Regions from separate parts of the Homo sapiens genome. Here region 2 is linked to region 1. Evidence: chromatin loops called from intact Hi-C (ENCODE). Cell type or tissue: endothelial cell of umbilical vein. All regions are shown on one strand. Each heading gives the region's core, and the rest is flanking DNA. Links, peaks and the distances in the headings are about the cores only. Region 1 overlaps ISM1 (isthmin 1). Region 2 overlaps SPTLC3 (serine palmitoyltransferase long chain base subunit 3).

Region 1 (4,780 bases), core at 2,281-4,780:
GGACAAATGGATTGAGTGCAGAGCTTGGGCGGGGAAGGCACAGATGAATTTGGGATACTTTCCTGCAACAAGAAGCAAGGAAGCTTTCGATGATTAACAGGGTACTCTTGAAAGAACACAGGAGTCAGCTTGACAGGCCCCCATTGCTCACAGATCAGAGAATTTGGACAAAAAGATTGTACTTGACTGATGTACACTGAATCTATCAAAATCCATAAGGATACTCATGAAGGAGAGAAATCCAGAAAACCTACTGTTACCATTTGAGGTAGGTATTATAAAACTCCTTCCTTTGCAAATTGGTATTAAAAAGAAAGAAAGGTTTTCAGAGGAAGCAATGTTTGAACTGAAATAAAAAAGGCTTGTAAACGTACAGCAGATGCATCAGGTTAAGAGAACAGGGAGCTGGGGAGGGGTTCAGGAGCTTTGCAATCTTGGTGAAGGAGTCTCTCAGGTCTGACAGAGCTGTGGTTTATAGATCCAAAGGGTTTCAGAGCTGAAATGTGGTGAGAGTAACGATCAGAGACACCTGCTGTTTTCATATGAAATAACAGAGTTAAATATTATACACATCGGGCCCAACGCACAGTCTTAGCCCACCAGCCTTTGGTCTGACAGCCTTCTATCACACTGCGCTGTGACTTGTCCACTAGGCTACCACTTCTCTGGTAGCATCCTCTGGGGCACTTGGAGGTTTGCTGAAGCTACATGGTGCTGGGATCTCATCCCTCCTTCCTCATTCTCATCAGCTGGCCCTGGATGCCCTTGGGAAAGCTCTGCTGAGATGAATCAAGAAGAGAAAACCTCTCATCTTTAGGCTGGGTGCAGTTTTTCTCAGATGACAAATCCACACGTTTTAATCACTTGTGTCCTTTATACTGAGTACATCCTGGTCCAACACCAAGAATGTCCAATCACTGCCTCCAGCCACTGCATAGCTGGCGTTGCTCATCGTGGCTGTGTTTGTGACCAAGGTGGATGGCCATAGCCACATCTAGGGTCAGAGTGGTCAGAATGGCCAGAGTCCCCCAGCTGGTCATTTGACACAGGCAGATGAATACAAAAGAGAGGGAGTGAGGTTTTTTGGACAACCAAGCCACAGGGCAAATTAGGATGAGCACTACAATAGGAGGAAGATAAAGCTATGGAAATGAGTGATGCATCCTCTTTTGGAAAAAATGTGCTAAGCATCATTGTCCCAGTCTGCAAATAGCCACCTGCCCTATTCTGCAAACACCAACCAAGGACTGGAATCTGAAGAACAGGGTTGATTTCACCACTTTCAGAACCTCCAGAAGAGGCACAAATCAGTAACAAATTGTGGCTGTCTAGGAAAGTTTAGTACTTTTTCTCTTTAAGGCAAAAACTGGTAACTATTCCCCAGATTAACACAATCAGGCAGACTTCTTGAAGGCAGACTGGCTGGCAAATTTCTGAAAGGCAAAGAACAGGCCCTGTCTTCAGTCTCCAAACTCCCTCCTCCTTCCCCCAGTTTCACAAGCTCAGGGGGCAACAAATAAGTACTAGTTGATGATAATGATGGCTAAAGTTATCATTGGGTAACGAGGGCCTAGTTAGATTTTATTTTAATTAGGCTCAGGCTACAGGCCTCATTACCCCTAATGTGGCTTTTATGTGGGATTCTAAAGAAAAACAAAAAAACCCTAGGAATCTTCTACTGAAGATATTAAAGAAGATATTATTAGCAATGCATTTGGTCTCATAGACTTTGAACAACAAACAACAGAGATTATAATTAATGTCACTACAGCCTCTCTCCTTAAAACAAACTAACAATATAGTTAATTAGCAATATATCCTCATTTGGGGCTGGACATCTGCATATTATTATCGACAATGCTTGTTTCCTTTTTCCAGATGAAAGGAAGCCATACTGCACCCAGGCACATGGCTGTGCGCCTTCCACATTCAAACACTCCATTTTCTTCTACCCACAATAAACACACTCGGGGCTTTATCTGTGCCGAGCATCGATTTTGTCTGGAACAGTTCCACACATCTAAAAATAAGTTCAAGAATGCCACTAGTGGTATTTCAAAGGGAAGAGCAAAAGTTTTGCCATTTGAAGAGATAAAAGAAGAAAATGGCACACTGATTATCTTTAACATGATTGAGGAGCAAGCACTCCTAAGATGAGAAAACCAGGAGAATGAATAAAGTGAGTTTTAGACCATAAAATCGGCTTTCTAGAAGGGGCACACTTGTTCTTAGTGCTCAGGAAGATGGATGGAGACCACGATCCTAGGAGTGGAAGCAGGGGGTGGTGGGGGGCTTGTTGGGACTTATTCTGAGAAGTGTTGGAAAGAGGCAGCCAGGATGCACTGGGGAAAAACTGCACTGTGAAGACACAGATGACAAGGCTGACCAGCTGCTGCTCTCATGAAGCCTGTGTATGATGGCAATCATTCCCCTTCAGGCAGCAGGAACAGAGCAAATGTCAATGGCCGTATTTTATAGCAAGCATGACAGTGCAATGCCCCTTTAGGAACTATTGCTGGCAGAGGGGAAACGGCCATACGTATGCTTCAGTCTTTGCTGGGCACTCTGACGACAGCCCTGAGAGCCAGTGACACAGGTACATCATGGGCTCAAGAATTCAGGAGGGTCTCAGTCCTGGTTTGGGAATGGAGCCTGCTGTCACGGTCTGACTAATAGCTGAGGAATCCCTAGTTATGGCGGCAGAATGTATCATAACGATGTTTACTTTAGGGCTTGGCAGTGACCTCGTTTATTATCTCAGGCTTTAGAAGAAATGAAGAATGGGCAACTCTTTGCATTTGGGTAGGGAGCTGGCTTTGAGGTGGAGGGGCCACCCATCCCTGTGTATCTCTCCTCATTGAAGGTTCTTGGGGCCGGCTGACAAAATGGAGATCAACACTTCACTGGTGTGTCTTGAATACTTCTGTAAACTGCTTTGATCTTGAAAATGTGCAGATTATTGGTGAATTTTTTCAAGTTGTGCTTTCTCCATTGCTGGCAAAGAAAACAGAGTGGTAGCTTTTCCAGGACCGATTTCTTTTATGTCCTGTTAGGCTAAAGAATGAACTGAAATGAAGGATAAATTATTCTTTCAAGTGTAAGAAAACATGTAAGAAGCAGAGTACACGAGTGGAAAGTGAGTTAGGCCAAAAAAAAAAAGAAAAAGAAAAACAAACCCTTCACACATCACCTAAAACATCCCTGCAAATGTAGAGAGATGGAGAAATCATACTTTCCAGAACCACTTTGATAAAGCCCTTGTGGTGTGAGGCCAGCCATCCTCAGCATCCAGTTAAGGGCAAGGCTTTCTATCAGCCTTCCAGGCTGCAGCTAACCAGCTCAGGGCTATAAAGGCCAGGCCACCAGTGGCCACCAGGGGGCTTCCATCCCTCCTCTTCAGCCCTGTTAGAGTTCAGCCACCCCTTTAAGTCAAACTTTGAGCAAATATTTAATGAGTGTGGATTATTGGTGATTTTCCAAGTTGTGCTTTCTCCATTACCGGCAAAGAAAACAGAGTGGTAACTGTCTAGGACTCGGTTTCCAGGACCCAATTTGAAGAGGCACCAGATCATTAGTGCACCTAAAAGGCCCAAGTATCTAAGTCCTCCTACGACCAGAGGGAACGGGTGTCGAACAGGACACCAGAAGGCGAACATCTCCTGCAGTGATTCTGTGTCTCCCTGCATAGAATGAGGGGATATAAGGCCCAGGCCAAGGCTGGTGTTCTGTTGGTGAGAGGGAGAACCTGGAAATTAAGCCAAAGGACATGGATGGCAGAGTTCAGAAGCTGAGGTCTGGGGTAGGGGTGGCCTAGGGACCCTTGCCAAGTTATTATCCTAATTAAGGAGATGGATTCTTCTCAACACTAAAGTTAAGAACCCTCATTGAAACCTATTGCTAATCTCTCTGCTCCAAGTACTTCTAAAATGGGTTTCAAAGGTCATTGGACGTTAACCTTGGAATCCTGAAAAGGGTTCAGGGTACTGTGGAAAGGACTGGGGCCAGGAGTTTCAAGGTCTGGGTCTGGGTCCCAGCATTGCCTCTTCCTGTTTTGTGAGCTTTGGTAAGTTATTGCACCTCTGCACTTATGGTAGACTGGTTGGCAAAAATGTCCACAAATTCTTCTTTTCTCTAAAGATCCACGCCTCAGGTAGTTGCTTCCACACTCTTTGAGCTTCTTTTTTCTTTTTTTTTTTTTTGAGACAGAGTTTCACTCTTCCCTCTTGTTGCCCAGGCTGAAGGGCAATGGCGCGATCTCGGCTCACTGCAACCTCTGCCTTCTGGGTTCAGGCGATTCTCCTGCCTCAGCCTCCAGAGTAGCTGGGATTACAGGTGCCCACCACCACCACACCTGGCTAATTTTTTATATTTTTAGTAGAGACGGGGTTTTACTATGTTGGCCAGGCTGGTCTTGAATTCCTGACCTCAGGTGATCCACCCAACTCAGCCTCTCAAAGTGCTGGGATTACGGGCATGAGCCACTGTGCCTGGCCTTCTTTGAGCTTCTTACTGCGGCCAAAGGGACAACAGTTAACAGAGACTTGAAAAGCACTTGTGCCTTAGGATTGCCTATTTTTTTTTGCTCTTTGGAATGCTGAGAACACTCGGTGAAGAAGGCCAAGCTAGCCTGTTGAATGGTGAGAGACGTGTGCAGCAGAGATAATTTATACCAGATTCACCAGCCTGCCAATGGCCAGTCACTCAGATGGAGACTGTCCTAGACCATCCAGCCCTGGCTGAGCCTCCCCAGGCTATGAGAGCCACCCTGCTGACCCAGAGA
Region 2 (7,060 bases), core at 2,832-5,331, 140 kb after region 1:
GTTCCGTGCTCCTGAGGAGCAGCAGCAGGGATTGCCTTTCTCTATTGAGAGTGAATATCTCCCTACAGGATGCTGGGGAAGCCAATGAGGAGTGGGTGGGTGGGTCCTGGGAATTGGATGATGGAGGCTTACGTGGACCTGTGTCAGGAACAAGGTGTTTCAAGGGTGTGATCTGGCCATGAGGGATGGGGAGATTTGGATAGATGCAGAGGAGCAAAAAGGCATGGGCCTGTCCTAAAATTAGGAATAAGGATGGCATCTTATGGGCATAGAATGGAGGTGTCAATTGGGAAGAGAGGGAGAAGCCAGTGCTTCTGAGACAAGGGGATGAGGAACTGTCCCCTTGGAGGGAATATAACGCAGGAGTTACAGTGCAGCCTCTGATGCCCAATAGCTTAGATTCAAATCCTGGCTTTGCCACTTACTGCCGTGTGACCATGGGCCAGTTACTAAATCTCTCTGTGCCTTAGTTGGCTTCTCTGAAAAATTAGATCATAGTAATACTTACCTCGGAGTTTATGAGGATGAAATGGGTGAATACATATATGGGATGCTTAGAAAAGCATCTGGTACACAGTGAAACAGTGAATACCTGATGCAGTTGGTGACTTTTTTTTTTTTTAGACAGAGTCTTGCTCTGTCGGCCAGGCTGGAGTGCAGTGGCATGACCTTGGCTCACTGCAACCTTCGTCTCCTGGGCTCCAGCAATTCTCCTGCTTCAGCCTCCCGAGTAGCTGGGAATACAGGCGTGTGCCACCACTCCTGGCTAATTTTTGTATTTTTAGTAGAGATGGGGTTTCACCATGTTGGCCAGGCTGGTCTCGAACTCCTGACCTCTGGTAATCCGCCGGCCTTGGCCTCCCAAAGTGCTGTGATTACAGGCATGAGCCACCACGCCTGGCCGAGTATTGTTAATCAATGGCCAATTGAAAGATTCTTAGAACTGGGAGCATGGGGCGGGAGGAAGGGACCAAAATATAAAAGCTTCTTGGAGTGTCTCTGTTTCAACTCTCTCATTTTGCACAGGGTTACATTCTAAGGTTGTGTGACTACGCATTGGTAGACCCATACATCAAACCAAGGATTTTCAGCCTAACTCTTCCTCCATCCTTATGGGGAGGGGTGGCAGTAGGAGTGAAAAGAAAGGAAAAGAGAGACATTTTCAATAAGGGAGTACCCAGGCTTGATGACAGGTTGAATGACCCTGAAGAGATAATAAGGCTAGAAGCTAACAGCATAGCTGATATTCCCTGGTGGCCTGAGGTTCCATTTTAAGAACTTTGTATGCATTAATACATTTAAATTTCACAATAACTCTTTAAGGTAGGTACTGTTTTAATTCCCATTTTATAGACAGAACAACTGAATCACAGAAAAGTTTACACAATTATTCCCAAAAGGTGGTAGAACAAGGATTTGGACCTAAAGAAGCTGGCTCTGGAGCCCCACCCTTAGGCCACACTCGACTTCTCCAGACTTCTCCCCAGAAGAGTAAGCTTGGTGTGGTGTGAGGGGGTCCAGGAGAACACAGACCCCAATTCCACTCTCCTTACCCTGCGGTACTTTCCCTAACCCAGAGACTGTTCCTCTTTTTGGAGCAGGTGGGGAGTTCCTGATCTACTCATCTATATGGTACTAAATCACAGATTGAGTCACATTGGTCTCCAAATGTTTCATGTCTATCTCTCTTGTTTCTCCAAAAGGGACTGAAACTTCCTTGAGAGCAGGGATGGAGCTTTACACTTCTTTTAAAATCCATAGTGGTGGATACCTAGTGGTGGCCTGCTAAATATTGACCGTCTAATGGAAAACAGACGGGTTTTAGAGATGGAGGAAAGGTGGCCAGGGGCCTCAAAGCATATAGGGTATTACTCAACTGCATTCTCAGGGACAAGTGTAGCAATTGTCTCTTAGCTTGGGGACCATCACTGACAAAGATCAGACAAGGAAGTAAAACAAAACTTCCTTTGATCTTGAAAAGGGCTCTTCCCAATGTCCCCAACCCTAATTCACAGATTGAGACATTTTTTAAAGTCAAGGTCATGAGCCTTCTTAGTTTGAATAAATACCTCATCGGTGCAGCACTGGTTCTTTTTAATGTTAAGACTATCTTGCCCAAAATTTTATTTTTTTTGGACTGAGTTTGCTTTCTCTCAGGGTCTGAGTTTCTGGATGGAAGTTTATTTGCTTGTGTGTTTCAAAAAATGGAGCTCTTTGAGTAACTTCTGGAGAGTGTCAGGGAGAGCCTTGATTCCTGGCTACTAATTCCCCCTCTCGTTCCCCCATTGGGTGCTATGAGCCATGAGTTAAGAGGTGGCTTTGGTCTTTTGCAAGGCGAGTCTGGGTCGTGTCTTCTTCAGGGTGGGTTAGAGGTCTCCTCGTATCGAGGTTTCCACGTCCATTTGGAAGTTCAAAACCCTGATTGTTTTCTCTACACACAGGCCTGAAGTTCAAGGGCAAGGGTGGCCTTTTGGGAGGAAATCAGACAGGAGACTCTTAGAATAAACATCTTAGAGCTCACTCCCTGACCCCTGCTTACTTCAAAGGGATGTTAAATACAGCCAGGGCCTAGTGTGCAGGGCAGAGCTCACTTTTTAGAGTGACCTGGCTTTGGCTGGCATGCAGGCTTCTGGGGCTAATGCTCACCCCAAATTTGTCTGCCCTGTCCCAGTTCCCTTCTCCAGAATTCCAGCCCTGCAACCTATCAGTTACAAGGGCTACCATCGCTTCATTCATTTGCAAGTCTCTGGTCAGCCTGTGGAGGCTGTGGGAGCCAGTGTTCGGCACCAGGCATGCAGGTGGACTCAAGATCCTTGCCTGGGGAAAAGTTTGGGGTCTTCGGCATTGACCACATTTCCCAGCAACAGGATCAATACAAATGTGAAAGAATAAAAATAAGAAACCTAGTCCCATCAGCTTAGGCTTTCCTTCAAAGAAGCCATTCATGGCACGGAGCTCTGACAGGTGGAGAGAAGTAGTGATCTGGAATTTCATCAGGAAGGTCTTGAAAGGACAGACTCCTCCATGTTAGGCTGTTCACTGTGCATCTATAGCGGCTCCAAACCCAAAGTGAGCAAAACAGCAAAACTCTGCTGGCTCTGGACAGACTGTTAGCAGTTTCCTTGAGGTGGAAAGTGGGGATCACAGCCTGGCAGCAACTTCCAATTAGCAGAGGGGAATTTGTAGGACACTTTGTGAGGAAAAGGCTCTGAGATAAAAACAAAACCTCTGTTTCCTCTAGTAGTATCGTCATACTAAACCATTTTTTTCTCCTTGTTTTCAAATGTGTTTCATTACATGTCTCATCTGGTTGCTAATATATAAAACTCTGACCTTGACCCATTCCATAAAGATTTCCAGAACCTCCTAGACACTGTTACTGGGAATGCAGCCCCTCTATACCAATATTAACATCACTTAAAAAGAGAGTTAAGAGCCAGATGTTTTTATCTCTTTTTTCTAGATTTTTGGAGCTAACTGATTATTTTCAAATTTCAGGGTTTACTGAGAACCCTATGAGAACAGTGAAATTGAAATTATACACAGTTTCAGAAAAACAGCAAGTCTGAATGTGTGTACTTTAACTTTTTTTATGTTCAATTTTGTTGCTTTTGTATACATTGGTTTGGAATCCTAGCTATTTTGCAATAATCCCCGAATTTGAGATATACGGGAAGTATCTGGGAGATTATTCATCTGTCTATCAACTATCTATCTACCTATCTATCTGTCTTACAGTACAGTTATCAGAGTTTGAAAACTCTACTCTTAATTATTTAAACATACTAGTAGAAGTAGTTTTTTCAAACAAAAATCTTTAGTATTTGCCGAATCCTAATTTAAACAGACTCAAAGTAAAAATTCTTCACAAAATTATCTGAAGTTCATAGGAATAAAATATATGTTTGACTTGAAATTATACATAATGAAACTTAACATAATTAAAAAGAATTAAAGGTACAAAGGAACGGATACATAAGTTCCATCAAATCATGGGCTCATTAAGCCGAAAGGAAGCCAGTTTACCCAGGTTTATCACAGTCTGACCAAAATCATTCCACACAGGTGTGTATCTGACTGATTTTTAAGTCATCAGGGATACAGGCATTTTCTCAAATGCCCTCCTGCTCACCGCCCAGGTCTTGGAAACAGCCCCTATGTTTTCAAGGTTTTGCATCTTGCTGTTTTAGGGCAGATCTCAGCGTAGGCTAACGAATCTCTGCCAGACACGCTCTAATTCTTGCTGCCATCTAGTGGTAAATTTAGACACTGCAGTGTAACATGAAGGGAAGAGAAGACAGAGAAAGGTGGGGAGGAAAAAGGAGGGAGAGGAGAGGGAATGAACAATGCGACCCTCTGTATCCAAATATGCATAAAATGAGCATTTTAAGAGATAAGAAAATGAACAGATGTACATACTTTTTCTGCATCCCGATTAATGTAAATAATGGTAATTTTCACAATTGCTCAGTATCTATGCCAAATGAATAGAAATTGTGTGGACAAGAACGCCTACATCTTAAAAATACTCTAGCTGACATCAGAATGGAGAGCATGAGAGAGAATCATGGTGAACTGGTGTTTACTTCTGCTAGTCGCGAGCCTTTGTTTAAAGTGGGTATCAAATGAAGCTACTCTAGGGGGAAAAATGTGACATCCACCAAATTTGACAACATTTCAAGAATTGGCTTGCTTCGGTTTATTCAGGTGCCTTTGGTTCAGGAAGTAGAGTTATGCTTCGTTAAAAATTTTGTAGTTCAGAACTGCTGCTAAAGTAATCACAAAACCACAAGCTCACAGAGCAATGTAGCCAGGATCAGGGAGCTCCTAAATTTGAGACCCTCTGCTCCTACTGCTTCGACAGTCTAGGAAGGGAACATTTAACCTTTCACCAGATTTAGCTGAATTTTGTAAGATCCTGGGCTTTCCCAATGGTTTTAGCATTACCCAGCTGATTCCCACAGGCCAGTGAAGAGGGGATGAAAAACAATGCTTTGAGCCCGAAAGAAAGCAGTGCTTATTGAAGGGTAAAGGCCACTTAAAACTCTGAACATTTTAAGCATCTGTGCATTTCATGGCAGGGCCAGTGGCCAGAATTAAATCTGTTGTTTTAAATCATGAGCTTTCAATGAGAGGACTGTTTTCTGCTGCACTTCTTGGTTTGTCTAACTGGTTTACCAGAAGTCTGAACTCTTGTTCCTGTTCATCACAATAGGTAAGAAAGTGGGGATTTTTGTTGATACCACTTGCATGCACTGGTTTTGGGCCTGGTGTGGCATCCTAGGCTGAGCCAACATCACTGTCACATCTGCTCTTTGGGACAGGTGTAGGTTTGTCTGAGATAGGTGTCAGAATTTGGACAAGGCTATCCTCTCATTGTTCAGATAACTGGCTCCTTTATCTCTCAAACCCAGGTTTGAATATTGGATTTTCTTTGTCCCTTTCCTTTCCCTCCTTTTAAATTTCTCTCAAATATTTATTGTTTTTTTTTGTTTTTTTTTTCCACAAACCTCTTGGTGATATTGGCACTAGAATGACAGGGCCAACACTCACTTAACAGTCTAATCCCAGCAGATCAGAATTTTTAAGGCATATTGATAAGATATTGGAGAATGGCAGGATTTGACCTATGGTGTATGCAACATTATGGAAAGAATTTTTTTTGCAGAGAATATTTCTTAAAAGTACATTCCTGCCACCGTTTTGATTAAAACTCTTAAAACCCACAACTTGTAGCATAGGGTCAGCCTCCCTAATAACTAACATTGCCTACTGTTGCTATTATCTTCTTTGTGTTTTTTAATGCTTATAGTTTTCAGAACATCCCTTATCACTTCTGGCTTGGTATACATTATTCTCTCTGTGTGTTAAATATGGCCCCCCATTATTTGTCTACCAGATGGATATTCATTCTAAACCATGTCCTAGATACTACTTAACAGAGTTAATTATTCCTCTGCCTGGTACTTTGCATCTTATGTACACGGCCAGTGTTGCCATTTCATTATAGTGTGATCACTCATCACATGCTCCTCTTCACTATTCGAGGGAGAGCTCCTCGATATTCTGGGCCTTATCTGGCTGTGAACCCACTGTAGCCAGGCTGGAGTGATCAGCTGAGGTGTGGTGAACTGAATTGAAGCTTTCATGAAATTCAGAGAAGCCCTACACACGGCATCCCCAGGGCGCTCAGGTTTTAAACAGACACAAGCAGGCCCTCTCTTACCTTCCTTCCAGCTATGTAACCTCCTGAAGCTCCAAAACTTTTGGTGAATGTGCCCATGAGCACATCAACTTCATGAGGGTCTAGTCCAAAGAACTCCGTGACACCCCGGCCGGTTGGGCCCACGGCCCCAATACTGTGAGCTTCATCTATGTAGAGGTAAGCCTTGTATTTCTTCTTTAGAGCTATGATCTGGGGCAGATGCACGATGGAACCTTCCATGCTAGGGCAGAAGGAGAAATGCTCATAACTAACAAATACCCTCCTGGGAAGCTCTGTCAGTTTCCCCATCAATACATCCTAGACAGTCTTCCCTGACACACGCCATTCCTTTGTTCTGAAGGCATGTTTTATTTGGCTGAGACAACCCTTTCAATCTTGTAAGGCCACTTGGGCATTTCTATGCTACTTGGATAAAATAATTTACATTCAATGGATTTAAGTGCTTTTGGTTTCAGCTAATTCTCAAGCAAACAATCAGCTCACTGCATTATTGATCCAATTTATTTGTAAAGCCAACTGGTGTAACTAGACTGACCATTCTGGATTCTAGATATTCTGCTAGAATTGATTAAATTACCCTATAGTCATTCCCTTTATCAGCCTGGCATTGCCTTTTTGGCCAGGTCTGTTTGACTTAAATTTGGTGCTTGAATTGCCATAGATTAAAAGAGGGAATTAAAAAGACACAGAACTTTATTTAAGACATCATAGTGTTAATTAAAGTAAAATAGGAAGTCTTTGAGACCTCTTGTTCAATACCCACTTCAAGTCAAAGACCGAGGTGTCTCCTCTTTCTGTTCCTTTAGGGCAGAGGAACAGAAAGTTGAGTGAACA

The links. Peaks named below come from ENCODE experiments on the same cell type or tissue, not always from the same donor. Only the 100,000 strongest peaks of a DNase experiment are listed, where the experiment ranks them.
Region 2: it touches region 1 in a loop (10-fold over the local background); 48 of 110 quality-filtered maps call a loop at or near these places.

The regions. Positions count from the first base shown.
Region 1 is chr20:13,260,845-13,265,624 of GRCh38, reverse strand. All of the region lies in intron 1 of ISM1 (isthmin 1), which reads right to left. It also overlaps a transcript of TASP1 not described here. Among named protein-coding and RNA genes, the nearest start is that of ISM1-AS1, 24 kb to the right of the region's middle. RefSeq lists a silencer at 3,209-3,503. In endothelial cell of umbilical vein, for the core only: a CTCF peak has its summit at 3,370 (motif pointing right); a DNase peak (open chromatin) is centred at 3,374; H3K27ac peaks cover 239 bases.
Region 2 is chr20:13,116,892-13,123,951 of GRCh38, reverse strand. It overlaps SPTLC3 (serine palmitoyltransferase long chain base subunit 3), which reads right to left. Exons shown (of 12, transcript NM_018327.4): 8 at 6,227-6,446. It also overlaps a transcript of TASP1 not described here. Among named protein-coding and RNA genes, the nearest start is that of ISM1, 100 kb to the left of the region's middle. RefSeq lists an enhancer at 1,659-1,708. In endothelial cell of umbilical vein, for the core only: a CTCF peak has its summit at 4,242 (motif pointing left); a DNase peak (open chromatin) is centred at 4,211.